Regions from separate parts of the Homo sapiens genome. Here all the other regions are linked to region 2. A link is a contact called in ENCODE Hi-C or POLR2A ChIA-PET data. All regions are on one chromosome and are shown on one strand. Each heading gives the region's core, a stretch centred on a gene start or an enhancer-like site at or near the end of the contact. The rest is flanking DNA. Distances are from core to core; before and after follow the strand shown. Region 1 holds the start of FER (FER tyrosine kinase). Region 2 holds the start of ST8SIA4 (ST8 alpha-N-acetyl-neuraminide alpha-2,8-sialyltransferase 4). Region 3 holds the start of GPR150 (G protein-coupled receptor 150).

The links. A loop is a pair of places that touch in the nucleus more often than their neighbours do. ChIA-PET counts read pairs that join two places held with the same protein, here RNA polymerase II (POLR2A). Pooled maps may share reads with other maps.
Region 1: a loop to region 2 is called in a map of CD8-positive, alpha-beta T cell, with 16 times the contacts of the local background. The contact joins the promoter of FER here to the promoter of ST8SIA4 in region 2. A Hi-C loop is called at or near these places in 1 of 168 maps with a recorded cell type or tissue (CD8-positive, alpha-beta T cell) and 5 of 50 pooled maps. POLR2A ChIA-PET finds 5 or more read pairs at or near these places in 1 of 52 experiments (activated T-cell).
Region 3: a loop to region 2 is called in a map of naive thymus-derived CD4-positive, alpha-beta T cell, with 6 times the contacts of the local background. The contact joins the promoter of GPR150 here to the promoter of ST8SIA4 in region 2. A Hi-C loop is called at or near these places in 2 of 168 maps with a recorded cell type or tissue (CD4-positive, alpha-beta memory T cell and naive thymus-derived CD4-positive, alpha-beta T cell) and 8 of 50 pooled maps.

The regions. Positions count from the first base shown.
Region 1 is chr5:108,746,129-108,750,581 of GRCh38, reverse strand. It overlaps FER (FER tyrosine kinase), which reads right to left and starts at 2,685. Exons shown (of 20, transcript NM_005246.4): 1 at 2,582-2,685. RefSeq lists silencers at 1,139-1,548, 1,679-1,738, 1,819-1,918.
Region 2 is chr5:100,901,797-100,906,436 of GRCh38, reverse strand. ST8SIA4 (ST8 alpha-N-acetyl-neuraminide alpha-2,8-sialyltransferase 4) reads left to right here and starts at 3,155. Exons shown (of 5, transcript NM_005668.6): 1 at 3,155-3,594. The coding sequence starts at 3,482. LOC107986437 (a long non-coding RNA gene) reads right to left here and starts at 3,029. Exons shown (of 2, transcript XR_001742825.3): 1 at 768-3,029. RefSeq lists enhancers at 1,753-1,992, 2,773-3,012, 3,498-4,067.
Region 3 is chr5:95,616,748-95,621,619 of GRCh38, reverse strand. It overlaps GPR150 (G protein-coupled receptor 150), which reads right to left and starts at 1,533. Exons shown (of 1, transcript NM_199243.3): 1 at 1-1,533. The coding sequence starts at 1,344. The coding sequence ends at 40. RefSeq lists enhancers at 1-165, 1,362-1,977 and silencers at 183-632, 341-635, 653-702, 793-1,192.

The DNA.
Region 1 (4,453 bases), core at 1,436-3,935, 7.8 Mb before region 2:
TAGATTATGTATATTTAATGCTGTCAACAATCAATGCAGAAGAGAAACAGATCTTCACTAAAGGTCTTTCAAAGATGAAAACAGAAGTATGCCTATGTACTCTCTTAATATATTCCCAGCATCTTTGGAAGCATAATTCTCTTGGCTCAAAAGTACTAGCAGAAAAGCTTTCCTGGACTACAAAAAGATACACTCTGCTTTCCCGACTGACAAACCTGGAGCTACTCACAAATGTCTTCTTAAGGGCAACACAGGTATATATACCAGGACTACAAATACTGCACTAAAGATTTTGCAATAGTTTTTTTTTTTTATCCTATTCTCATTCCACATATGAATTGAAAAGTATTTTCTAATCTTTAATCACTAAAATAGTTTTGATCTATTCTCTTATTGATGTTCCACTACACTTTTATATATGGTAACCTCATCTGAGAAATTTATTATCTTAACATATCTGGAGAAAAGGAAAATGGAGTACACCTTTACAGCAGTTTATGTCAAAGTGATAGTGAGACAACCATTAATATACGCAACTTCTGAATTAAAAAGGTTAAAAAGCTGCTCTTTTTTTAACCATAAGGCGAAGGAAAAAAATGTAAGGCTACCAGCCGTAACAAATTATTAGATTTTGAATTGCACTACAGTGGATGGCAAAATCGCAAACGTACAAAGTGCCCACCTCATAGTACAATCCTCAATTTGTTTAAGAAGTACCTTGCCCCTACCAACACAACCCAATGAGCGTATTCAGAAAGTAGATCCTAGGGGTAACTGTAAGGCAGAAGGATGACCCCTGAAGGTGCCTCCAAACATCTCCCCAATTCTAACTGGCAAAGAGACCACAGAGCAGAAATTACCGACGACACCACTAGCTTCACACTTAAGATCTATCTCTTGATTAGACTCTTGGAGGACACCTCTGGCCAAGACCGGAGGAGAAAGATGAGGTGGGGGATAAAAGCGGGAGAAGGTGACAGATAGGAGGAGAGCTGGGGAGGACCGAGCGGGTCAAGGGAGACTGCGGGGCTCCAGAAGCAGGAAGGGATGGGGGGAATACCAGGGGTTGAGAATGCCCCCGTAGCGGGACGGCGGCGCCCAGATGAGTGCCGCCGAGAAAAGGGGTGAGGGTACAGGCAAGATTGGGTGGTGCCCACAGTCCCCCCACCACCCCGCCTCACGCCCATCAGCCCCCAGACCCCGCGACGGGGCGGAGCCACTACGCCCGCCACAGCCCTTTCGCGCCGGCACCCGCCCCCTCAGCCTTCGGGTCCCGGGATGGTGGGAGGGGCGGCCCTCGTGGGGCTGGGTGTGTAGCCCGGCCCAAGCCCCAACCAGGAATGCTCTGCTGCGGGCGGGAGGATGAGCGGATGACCCTGCAGCCAGGGACGGGGGTTGGGGGGGGCGCTGGCTGAGGGCGGAGGAAGAGCCTCGGCACAGCCCCCAACGCCCTGGCCGAATCCCGGGCGCCCCTCTGCGGGCAGGCATTGTTGCCCCCGCTCTAGGCTTGCCTTCCCTCCTCTTCCCCCCTCCCCCCGCGTTGCCCCGGGCAACAGCGCCTACCGCCGGCGGCGCGAAACGCACCTACCTAGAACCTGACAAGCCCGAACCCCTCAGACTCCGGAGCCAGTCACCACCCCGCGTCACGGGGGCTGCCACAGCCAATAGGCGCCACTGTCACGAACCTCTGCAACCAATCCCGCTGCACTCCGGTCTCCGGGCACCCTCGAGGCCTCAGCCAATGGGCAAGAGCGGAAGGCGGGCGCAGCCGCCCGGCCCTCAGCCCCCTCCTCCACTACCTCCCAGGAGGCGGGGAGCGGCCGATTGGCCCGGTCCCCGAAGGGGCAGGACTTGGGCCCTAGGCTGGGTGGGCGCACGCTTAGCCCAAGCTGCGGGCCCTGGGAGTGGAGACGCGGAGCTGCGGTCGCCGCTTTCTGGGCTCGCTCACCAGCCCGGGTGGAGTCCCGAGGTCTGCGCGTTTGTGCCGCTCTCCCCGCCTCGGTAACCTGCTCCTCCCTAGCGGGTGTCCTGGGCTGCCGTGGTGAGATGGGGCCGGAGACGGACGAAGGCCTCACAGGAAACTTTGGGAGGCTCGCCTGGCCGCGGCCGGGAAGTGGCCGGACCGGCGATGATAAGCTGAGGCCGCCTGGAAGGGACTACTCGGCGGGTCGGCAGCCGGAAAGGAATTCGGAGAGTGGGGGCGGAGGCGTGATTAAAATGTTAAGTGTGCCCGGAGGGCGCTGGGCGATCCCTGGAGCTGAAATCTCCGGGAAGGGAAGCTGCTTTAGGGCCGCGAGGCCCCCACCCCTAAAATAGGCACTTTTCAGCCTCAGAATTGGTCACTTTTTCCTGTACGTTCCCACGTTTTACTTGTATCTGTTATTAACGTGGATTGCTTTAGAATGGTTTTCAGCAACTCCAGTTTACTCTGAGTCCCTTAAGGACGGGAACTGTCTTTCAATCCTGTACTCCCAGTGCCTGAGCCTGCCTAAAAATGTTAGAAACTCAATGCTGGAATTGTAATGGATGTTTAAAAGCATACAGCAGGTCCTGGGAGTGGCCCCCTATAATAAATTCTTACCTCTTCGGGAGTCTAGAATGCGTGGAGAACCCAAACGGGTCTGCTCTTCAGTGATGGCCGTTTCTGAAGCGTCCTTCACCAAAAGAATTTGGTGAAAAATGAGTAATGTGAACTACAAGATTATTACTAGGTGATCAGTAACAGTAGGATAGGTATGCGTCATTATTCGAGGGTGTGACCCTCCCATGTTCCTGTAGTAGACTTTTTAAGGCGGTGTTATCTTTTGCATTGGTTGAACCACATAGCGTCAATCCGGTATTTCCCCTCCCTCTCAAAAACTGAGTTACATAGGAGCCAAAGAAGAGTGGTGAATATTTTCTCTAAGCAGGGTTATTTATTTAACCGTAGAGAACAGCCCTACACATAAAAAAACATAAATCTTAAGTTGGACTTTTTTTAAGTCTACTGTTTTAAAGCTAAATAAACAAAAACCAACATAAAAATTTTAAATAAGAGGCTTAATTCTCCCTATTGAAAATGGAGGATGAGATTTCCCGTCCCTTTCTCTCCGAGCATTTGTCTTAGAAAACTTAAGTACTTTCTTAATTGTTAAGTACTTTCTCAACTCTTTGAAATGTGTATAAATCCACTTGAGGACTAGATAGGTCTTGTCAACTGTATGCTCAGTCAGGAATGTCTCTGGACCTTTTTTTTTTTTTTTTTTTTGAAATGCTGCACATATCAACGGAGTAGCATCCTTCCCTATCTCCCAGTTTCTGTGAGAGAGTAGGAGCGTAACTTCGGTGAGCAACTTGCTCCGTGTTGCAAAACTACCTTCCGTCATAAAGACAGGAGAAGTTTGTTTTTCCTCTGGATAAAACCAATTAACTAACACAGATGGTCACCCCAATTATTAAGTAAAGTTAATGTCACAAATGTCAGGTCCTCTTACTTGAGGACTAGTTATTGTTCAACTTGAAAACGTGTATGTAATGGGTCGTATATACTTGGCTATACAAAAGGGCAAGATTTCTGTCTTTGCAATCTCTTAGCAAATTGCCTGTGATGTGTATCACAGTCTCGTTTAATGCTTATTCAGTAATAAAAGTGTTTTGTCTACTAACGTTTGTGGAGAGGATTTCTGGGTTGGGAGATTTTGGTTTTTAATTATATTTTTCCAACAATGCCTATACCCAGAATGTTGGGATGACAAAGTTAAGGAAAGTAGTTACTTCGGAGTTTTTAAATTGTTCTCTAAAATGATGGTTAATGTTTCATATGTATTTCATAGTGATTGTTAAATGCACAAACTGTGGTTCTGTGAGTAAACTTCTTAAAATAGAAGTTAATTTTCTGTGAACATCAAATGTTATAGTATATGTAATGTCAATAAGAATGAAATGAATGAAAATTTGGTTAGGTAAGGCCAAAATACAACTTTGGAGACTGCTTCATGACTGAATACCTTTCCCAAGAACCTTAGAATTTCTCCATTTATACAAAGGGAATCAAAATGTAGAAAGATGTGGTTGGTGAATACGTTATTACATATTTGCAGAAAGTAGCTTTCAATAAAGATATGGTAGAAATAGAGCTGTTTGATACACAACATGTGTGTTTGTGTTAAGGAACCCAAATCTAGAAAAATCAGCAAGAATCTTTCCATATCTACAATTGTTCTCTGAGTTCTCACCTATTCATTCCAAAACCTTAAAAGCTGTCTACCATATGCCAGTCATTGTGCTAGGAAATGCAGTTGTGAAAGAATATACTTGAAGTAAATGAATGTGGCAAAAATCTATGCTGCATTTTTGAAGCATACAAAAATATATAGCAAATCCAGTTTCACATTTTTTTCCTCTGTTGGAATTATCACATTGCATTGCAACACATTTAATAAACACTGTGTGTCACCTTAGTATATATTCCATG
Region 2 (4,640 bases), core at 1,906-4,405:
GCTGCCATTACTCACATTATTTATTTATAGGCTATTGTATAATTGTAGAATTGTGCTGAATAAAGACAAATATATTCTCTTTATTGAAGAACTTACAATCCAAAGATCAAATGAAAATTTAGAAACAATCTTATTTGCTCAGGAGCATCAAACTAAGCATTCTAATAGAAGAAGTTAATTCCAAAAGACTTCTTTATAGTCTTTTGGTGCTCAGGAACATCAAACTAAGCATTCTAATAGAAGTTAATTCCAAAAGACTTTTTATCCAATATTTATAGTTCTTGCACCTATTTACATATTGAGAAAAAACCATGCTGTCCTCACTTTTGTCTAAGTATTGGCCTGTATGGCTTCTTTTTAATTGGCAAATTATAATGGCTATATATTTAACGAATCTAACAATATTAAACAAATGGCATTCAATTACACTCCAAACACTAAATTGCTTTAATTTGGGAAGAAGAATTCCTGGAGTCTCGCTGAACAGTTATCAGTCATTCAGAATTGCTCGCCTTAATATAAAAAGTTCTGTACTTAAAAAATTCAGAAACAGCAGCATTATACAATTGGAGAGTTCACTTATTTTTCTTCTGGACATTTAAATTTGTCTTATGTGTTCCTATAACTAGTTCTTGATTGCTTTCGTTTCGCTCTTTTTTTTTTTTTTTTTCTTTTCTTTTTTTGTTTGTTTGTTTGTTTTTTCCTGTTTGGGCTAGGTAAGTAGTTTCCCCTAATGTAATTTAAAGCTTAATATAGATTATACTCACTTTCCTCTTGAAGATTTTCTTGTGGCTTTCTCATTACAGAAGACTGTTCCACACTCTGGAGCCATAGAATATTATGAGTACACCGAAACTTTTGGACCAGCACTCTCCCTTACCACTTTCCCTTCTAACAGTACTGAGCCACTTCAAAGTTGCCCCAAAGCACCAGAGTTTTATTACTCTCTGGAGTTGCGCATACTCCTTTTTCCACCTGCAATGTTCTATCCTCCCTCTGCTTGGCTTACTTCCTTGTCAGCTTTGAAAACAGGAGTCTGTGTGTCCCCTTCACCCGGAAACTCATCTTCCGGGCTTCAAAAGGCTTAAACACCCCATCTGCTTCAACCCAGGAGCTTACTCAGATACCATATATATTTTAAATGATGTTTCTGATTCATGTTGCCATACTGTAAATTATTATTTTTAAAAGATGCCCCCTTTGAGTGAGTAGGATTTGTGTCTGACTAGATGCTAAGTTTTATTCATCTTTGTGTTCCCATCTCCGCACACATTGCCTGCCCCATAACCATTGCTTAAGAAATAATGAGTTTAATGAAACGATGCATATTACTCTATCCCTGACAGAGAGTGATGTTTTACCTATAATCTAAAATATAGTTGTCTACTGTTTAAAAATCAAAGTTTATCCTTGAGAATTTAGCATCCTAACCATGCATCCCTCTCCCACCCGACCCCTGCCCTCAGCCCCGGATCCCTTTTAACTTAAATAAGAAGCTGTTTTATTCTGGCAGTTTTTGCCAGAAGAAAAGTGAGTCTAACAGAAGTCAATCTAACAGAAATGCATTAATGCAGGCTGGATTTGCCTAGACATCAATAAACTCGAAAGGCTCCCTGTGGGCCACTTGTAGTGTCAATAAACGTTCGTAATTACTTGCTCCTTGGAGCATTTTTATACCCGACCCCGTTCGCTGTGCTGCAAAGAGGAAATTCAAGATCTCGGAAGTTCTTAACTTCTTAAACTCTAGAGGAAGTATGGTAAACACTGGCGGGAACCTTGGGTTTTTAAGCAAAGATGCTGGCTGTTTTCGTTGCTATTTTAAGCTGTCAGGCGACAAGCAACTCAGAATTCCCCTTCTTACTTCCGGCGGGAGGGAAGATTGGAATTGGGCCTCATCATTTCTGAGCGTGAAAAACCGCTGAAGCTACTGTTCAACCTGAAGGAACACGGAATTCAACTGGAGAGAAACCCTGGCGACCAGGGAGCTGGGGACCGGCGCATATAGATGAGGGAAATCCTGGCTTCCAGACACTGTCTCATGCTAGAGGTGCCTCCCGACCTACCAGCCAACAGTAAAGACCGGAACCAAGGCGTGGTACTAGCAGAGTAGCAAGCATCTCTCCCAATGAGGGCAACGACTGGAGGATGGTGGAGAGGTACTCAGAGTGAACAATCGAACACAGAACTCTTGAAAAGTGTCCCTGCCACCCAATACAAGTACGAAAAATGGTGGGACGGAGGAGAGGTGACAATCAGAGGCTATATATATAATTGAGACTTTTAGAGAGGACTTTGCTCTTCCTTCCTCCCCTCCCTTTTCTTTCCTTTCTTTCTTTCCTTCCTTCCTTGGTATCCGAATGTGTGTGGGTGTACTTGCGTTTAAAAGAGAGGTCCATGGTAGCTGCTTTTTTTTCAGAACTCTGTTTCTCCGCAATGAAGTTTAAGTGGGATTGGAGTTTCCTTGACTTCTGCGTGAGGAGTTTCCAAATGGCAATGAAAGGGAGGCGCATAAATATCCATAAAGTTCCTAATGACACCTCTATCATCACTTGTTTCCTGCAGAATCCTGAGCCAGGGTCGTCGTCCACCACCCATGCAGAGTGGGCCCATCGGCTAACAGGTTCATGTGTGTATTTGCACTTTCCAGATTGAGTAATAAAAGTCTTCTTCCTTCCACCGCCGTCCCCACCCCCGCACCCCGTTTCACTCCACCTTGGAGGGCGTGTTTTTGCGTGTGAGGGTGTGTGTTTAGCAAAAGCGATTGAAAGAAGGTACTCTTCTTGCAATCCACCCCTAGCTCTACCTGAAGCATTCCTCTGGCGGGACGCTTTTGTAATCTGTCCCCAGGCGAGGTGCCCTCTCACCTAGATGCGGATAGACTATCTTGGAGCTCCCAGGTCCAGAGAGCTGATGCTTTGATGTCCCAGGAGAGTGTGTGTGATTCTGCGTGTACGTGTGTGTGCATATGTATGTATGTGTGTATGTATGTATATGTGTATGTGCGCGAGCTCGCAGGCGCGTAGCACTGTGAGCTTCCTCTCCCGGCACAGAGCAGGCAGAGCCGGGGACGTTACTCTCCAAGCAGCCTCCGCCCCCTCAGCCTGGTGATTGGCTTTGCGCAGCGTTTATCTCCTAGCAAGAGGGAAGGGCCAGTGACGCCCCCGAACCCAGCTGCAGAAGCTGCCGCCACCTCCAATGCACAAGGTGTCTCATCTGAAAAGAAACCTGAGCCCCAGGGAGGCGGCGCGGAGCGACCCTGGCAGAGCTGGCGCAAACAGGGCGAGAGGTCGCTGGGCAGCGTTCGAGGACCAGAGGGAGCTCGGCCACAGAAGACCCCAGTGATCTGATCCCGGGATCCCGGCTCCAAGCTCTCCTCGCATTTTACAGATTTCACCCCCGCGACTATCTCCCCAAAACGGAGCCTTTATATCAAGAGAAGGTGCGGGAGCTGGGGCAACCAGGACTTTCTCGGGCACCCAAGATGCGCTCCATTAGGAAGAGGTGGACGATCTGCACAATAAGTCTGCTCCTGATCTTTTATAAGACAAAAGAAATAGCAAGAACTGAGGAGCACCAGGAGACGCAACTCATCGGGTAAATGCAAAGCTTCATTTCAGGATATGACAAAAAGTCAAGCCATAAATGAAATGTGAATATAGAGGGTAGAGTGATGGTTAGGATAGCATGTGTGTTTGTTTGAGCTTGCGCGTGGTTAGTGTCATGAATTAAATAACAAAGGCTGTTGTTGAGATGTGCGTGCTTCTCTAAGCTGTTCCCAGTATGAGTTCAACTTGCTCTGTGTGGTTGTGGTGACAGTTGTGTTGGCCCTGGGTGCTCTCTCGCCAAAGGAGAAGTCACTGCAGAAGTGTCAACAAAGAACGTGTGTCCTTGTCCTTTTAATCTGTGGGCAGAACTCAAGAGAAATGTCTTTATTCACCAAACGGTTGCCTGTTTTCAATGTCCTATCACCTAAGGAGATACTGGAGATAGATGGTTTCTCGAAGGGCTGAAGTTAAAGCTTAGAAAGCAGGAAATAGGTATACTCTGTTTCTCTACTTTTTTTTTTTCTATTTGACGTTGGATAGATTAATGTGTTATAATTTGAATTAGAAACTCCAGTACCACTAAGGATACTTCCTTATTTGTTCTTCTACGGCTAAAACGCATGGGCGTCATGGTTACAGTTTTAGAAAGAAACTGGGTACTGTAGCTTCACACAGACTATATTTCTGCTATTTTTTTTAGTTTGTCTAGATGAGTTCAGACTCTCCCCCGCCCCACTAAGTTCTCTAAATATCACACTTCCTTCCACCCGCTGGCCTCTGTGTCTTTGAAGTTTACCCAGGAGGTGGTGCAACTTTGTGTTGCTGACATAGCTTGGAAGGCTTTTTCTGAGGATGTGAACCTGATTGTCAACTCTATTCAAAGTCCTGTTTCGGAAATCCTCCCTGTTCCGGTTTGGAGGCGTCCTCTATCAGAAACTACACACCAGCAGAGATGCCTGCCCAGTTTATATTTTTCTCTGACATTGATTAAAACAAAGAAAACAGCCCTTGCGTGTGTGTGTATGTGTGTGTGAGAGAGAGAGAGATGGGACTGCTAACACACACACATGCTCTTAAACTTCCTGCACTCCATTT
Region 3 (4,872 bases), core at 284-2,783, 5.3 Mb after region 2:
GCCTTAGCGACAGATGACCCGTCTCTGACCACCAAGCACCTAGAAGGCACTTTCGCAGGAGCAAGGCAGGGGTCTGGGGCGCGGAGGGGGTGGGCGCAAGCCGCCCTCGTCCAGCGGTTCCCGCCGAGCATGGTGATAATGAGGGTGGGGCCAGCGTTGGCGGTAGAGCGCCTGGTGGCCCCGGGGCCCCTCCTCGTCCTCCGCGCCTCCCTGCGGCGCGCAGCACAGAGAGCCCAGCCGCTTCCGCAGCTGTCGCCGGAGCCGGCAGTCGCCCGCCTGGAAGAAGAGGTAGACGAAGGGATTGAGAGCGCTGTTGGCCATCGCCACCACGCGCAGCGCCGCCGACAGGCCCTCTCCCTCCCAGTCTCCCGCGGGCCCGGACGACCACGCGGCCGCCAGCCGGGCGGCAAAGTAGGGCAGCTCGCAGCCCACGAACAGCAGCGCCAGCAGCAGGCTCATCTTCAGGCTCTGCACCTTGGCGCGGGGCAGCGCGCTGGGCGCAGGGGCTCGACCTGGGCTCGCCGACCAGGGCGCTGCAGCCGCGGGGGCCTGCGGCCGGTGCCGCCACCAGACGGAGAGTAGGTGGCCGCAAGCGACGCCCAGGACCGTAACAGGCGCGACGAAGCCCGCGACGGCCTCGTAGAACGCGTAGACCTGCAGGTGCCAGCGCGGCAGGGGCGCGAAGATCCCGTGGCAGCGACGCTCCCCCGGCCAGGCGCGGGCGGCCGGGGGCGCGCCTGGCTGCAGGGACGTTGGCGGCGGCGGCGGCGGCAGCGGCGAGGGGGAGTCCCCGCGCACCACGAAGGCCGGGGGCAGCGCCAGCAGCAGTGCCAGCAGCCAGCCCAGGGCGGCGAGGGCACGCGCGGGCAGCGGCCGGCCGTGCGGAAGACGCACCGCGCGCCGGCGCTCGAGGGCGATGAGCACCACGAGGTGGGCCGAGGCGCCCCGCCCGGATGCCTGCAGCAGCTGCAGGAAGCGGCACGCCAGGTCCCCCGTGGCCGCGCGGGGCTCGCCCAGCAGTTCCCAGGCCAGCTGTGACAGCGCCGTGCCCCCGCACGCGTACAGGTCCGCCAGGGCCAGCTGCACCAGCAGGAAGTCCATCTTGCGACGCTTGGGGCCCGCCCAGGGCCCGCCGCCGCCGCACAGGCGGCACAGCACTGTGGTGTTGCCTGCCACCGCCACCACCAGGATGACCCCCAGGAACACCAGGCGGACGCGGCGGCTGGGCGGCCCAGAGGCAGGGGCTCCTTGCCCCAAGGTCAGGTTGAGACCCCAGCCCAGCAAGATGGGCACGGAAATGTTGGGCGCCGGCGGCAGAATTGAGGGGCTAAAGAGATCCTCCATCCTTGTCCCGGAGGAAGAGGAGGCACCGAAGAGGGCGGGCAGGACGCGGGAAACCAAAGTGGAGGCGAGGCGGCGCGGGGAGCGACGCTGGGTCTATACGAGTTCCCAAAGTTAGTTGAAAAGGCACACGCACAGAGAGGGAGATGGATTCGGGCGGCTTTGCGCTTAGTTGTTTTTGTCGATTGTCCTCGTGATTTGTCACTCAAATGTGGGTTGTACACTCGAGGAACACACATGATTCCTATTCTCCACCTTCCCCGCGTCTTCCCTCCCATTCCCGGCGGGTACTCTTCCAATCTCTGCAGCGGCCCCCGACGCTACCCTCGCGGAAGCCGCGGACCCCTGGGCGCTGAGAACCTCATCCATTCTCTATTTACGTGTAAAGCACAGCAGGACAGAATGTCGCTTTGCTTGGCCATTGTATACGGCCAGTGTTATGCCAGCACCCACACAAGAGAGGACCTCTTGACTGAGATTGTACCACACGCCCCCACCACCCCAATGTGATTGCCAGTAGGAAAAAAATAGAAAAGACATTAGTTTTTATTTTAAAGGTTTGAAATGCCATGGATCTGCACGAGCATGAGAAAAACAGGAACACAAGAAACCTAACAGCGTTTTGAGCAAAGAGGAGACCTATTAGCTGAATTTTGATCAAGATGTGTCTTCTCTGTCCAAGAATGAAAGTATTTTAATTAGAGGGTACTAAAGTCAATGATGTTGCTTTTAGGAGTGGCAGTGTTGCAGATCGTTCCAAATACTAGGAGCAGTGGGTCACAGCTGCTTTCTTGGTGATGTAAAATTCATTTCATTAGTCTGAAGAGGGCATTAATAGGTTTTATGCAAATGGTAGTGCATTTATTGCTTTTCTCCTAATATTTTCATCCAGTGAAGGATGCGTCATCACACTCCTCATTCTCTTGATTCTGTTTTCCAGCAGATGGGAAGTTGCTAGGAGGGGCTACGCCTCCAATAAGCCTAGAGAAAAGGTGACTAAGAAAGTGATAAGGCGGCCAATTTTTTTAAAAAAGAAATCCAAGTCACAGGAAATGGTTTAGATTAAATGTTGCTGCTTTCATTTTAGCCTTGTCTCCTCACAAACACATTTTAGTTTCCCTGTTGGAAGCATCCATTTGTCTTTTTATGCACCCTCCACGTTAATCATGGTGAAAGTAGAATTTCCTGTACTTCCTGGCCTGGGGGCCAGGGAGGTATGAGTGTTGTCTAGGGTTCACATTCCCAATCTGAGGAAACATTTGGAACTTTAAGATTCATGGCCTAGGAAGATTTGGTGGGTTCCATGATAGTCCTGCCAGCTGCTGTAGGAATCCCATTTCCCAAGCTGTTGTCCTTTGGCCAGAAACCTTGGTTATTTTCATCATCATCTCTGTGGTGCCTCGCTCTGGTCTGACAGGTTGTAGTTATCAGTGGGTATGTGTTGAGTTGATGAATTAGTGGATATACGATGCTTTTCAGATACCTTCGAGCATAAATGCCTGCCTTGACTATAAATCCATCACCTAAGAAAAAATTCCTTTTATACTATGCCAGTATTGTCCAGAGGAGCCCAAGGAAGCTCTGTGGAGACATAGGAATAAGTGTTCCTGGTGGGACATTTAAGAAAGCTAGAGTGATAGCCTTGGAAAATCTAAAATCCTGGTTTGATTTTCATACTCTCCCTTTAGAACTTTTTATCCAAGGCCTTTTTCTATGCACACACATCATCCCAGTTTATAATGCACTTCTTCCAGGGAGCCTTCTCTGAGCAATGTTCATCATTCAGTGATTTTCCTAGCCAGTATCATTTCAGTGTTTCTCAAGATAGTCTATCATTTGTCTCAAATTTGTTGAAATGCTCTTATATATTAGCATTTCAAAATGACTATAGTGAAATTTCACAGAACTTTAGTAAGATCTGATAAAACATTGATTTTCAACAAATTCTTTTTTTTTTTTTTTTTTCCCTTTTTGAGACAGGGTCTCACTCTGTTGCCCAGGCTGGAGTGAAGTGGCATGATCATAGCTCACTGCAGCCTCGACTTCCTGGGCTCAGGTGATTCTCTCACCTCAGCCTCCCAACTAGCTGGGACTGTAGGCAGACACCACCACACCCAGCTAAGTTTTGTATTTTTTGTAGAGGCTAAGTTTCGCCATGTTGCCCAGGCTAGTTTTAAACTCCTGGGCTCAAGAATCTGCCCACCTTGGCCTCCCAAAGTGTTGGGATTACAGGCATGAGCCACTGGGCCTGGCCTAAACTAATTCTTATTAAAATTATACAATGCACATAGTTTTGAAAGTCAAATGGAACTAGAAGGCTGATAACATAAAGAGTTCCCTGTCCTATACATCTCCACTTCTTTATCCCCTCTTTCTAGAGGGAACCAATTTAGACTCTATTTGCTCTTTCTTCTGGCATTGACTTAATTCATAATAGTAAATAATATATATGTAATGCTATTCATTGATTTAACAAATTGATATATTATCTGTTAACTTCTTATTAAAGACTTATCTCTCGCACCTCTGTCACTATTTCCATTTCCCATACCATTAGAACAATACTGTAATTTTGGGTTAGACTTATATTTGGTGTTTATATTATTATGAAACAAAAATATTCACAGTTGAGTTGTATATTGTGAATATTATTTTTTGTTATTTTTAAAGTTAATAATTGCCTTTTCTTACTTTTCATTGTTATCATAGCTAATTCTTCCTGTACCCTCAAATAGTCCCCCCAAGCAATTTCCACAAGGTCAGTTTCAAAACGTAATATAGCAGCTCCAATTTTTTTTCACGGAAACCTCTTTACCAGAGACTTTCATTTTTCTCTTATTTGGGCTAATTTCTCCCAAGGCCTACTGCATAACTACCATCTGCGGACCTCCATTTGTTGTCGTCATTGAAACTTTCTGCCTTTCTCTTGGGTTGCAGTTCCTGTTTCTTGGATCTCTGGTCTTTCTCCTTGATTTCTTCCTTTTTGGTAGAACACATCATCTAATATTTCATAAGGTTTACAAGGTTGTACAAAGCCTGAGAACTAAGTGGTAAGAGACCTCATTGTACTCCTTATTTGAGTCATGCAGATTCTGTCTGGACATGTTGCCCTCTGGGCCAGCGGTCATCCTGGCATCTCACGTCAGCATCGTCCTAGGGATTCCTTTCACTTATCTCATGCTGGTTCTCTTGTTTTCTGATTTAATGGATTTTTTTCTTTCCTGGTTTATTTTCTTGCTTGGGAAGAAAGCACCTTTCAGTGACTTCTTGAGAGAAGGTAACTATTTGGGATCCCACATGTCTGAAAATTTCTTTATTCTACCCTATTGCCTAACTGATTATTTGGCTGGGTTTGGAATCCTATTTTTGAAAATCTTTTCCTTCTGAATTTTGAAGGCATTACTCCATTCCCTTTCTGGCTTCTGAGTGTTTGTGTTGAGAAGACTGAAGCCATCTGATTCATGTTTTGCTTAGATATGATCATTGTTTTTTTCTTTCTAGAAGCTTGTTATTATTCTCTTTTTTCTAACC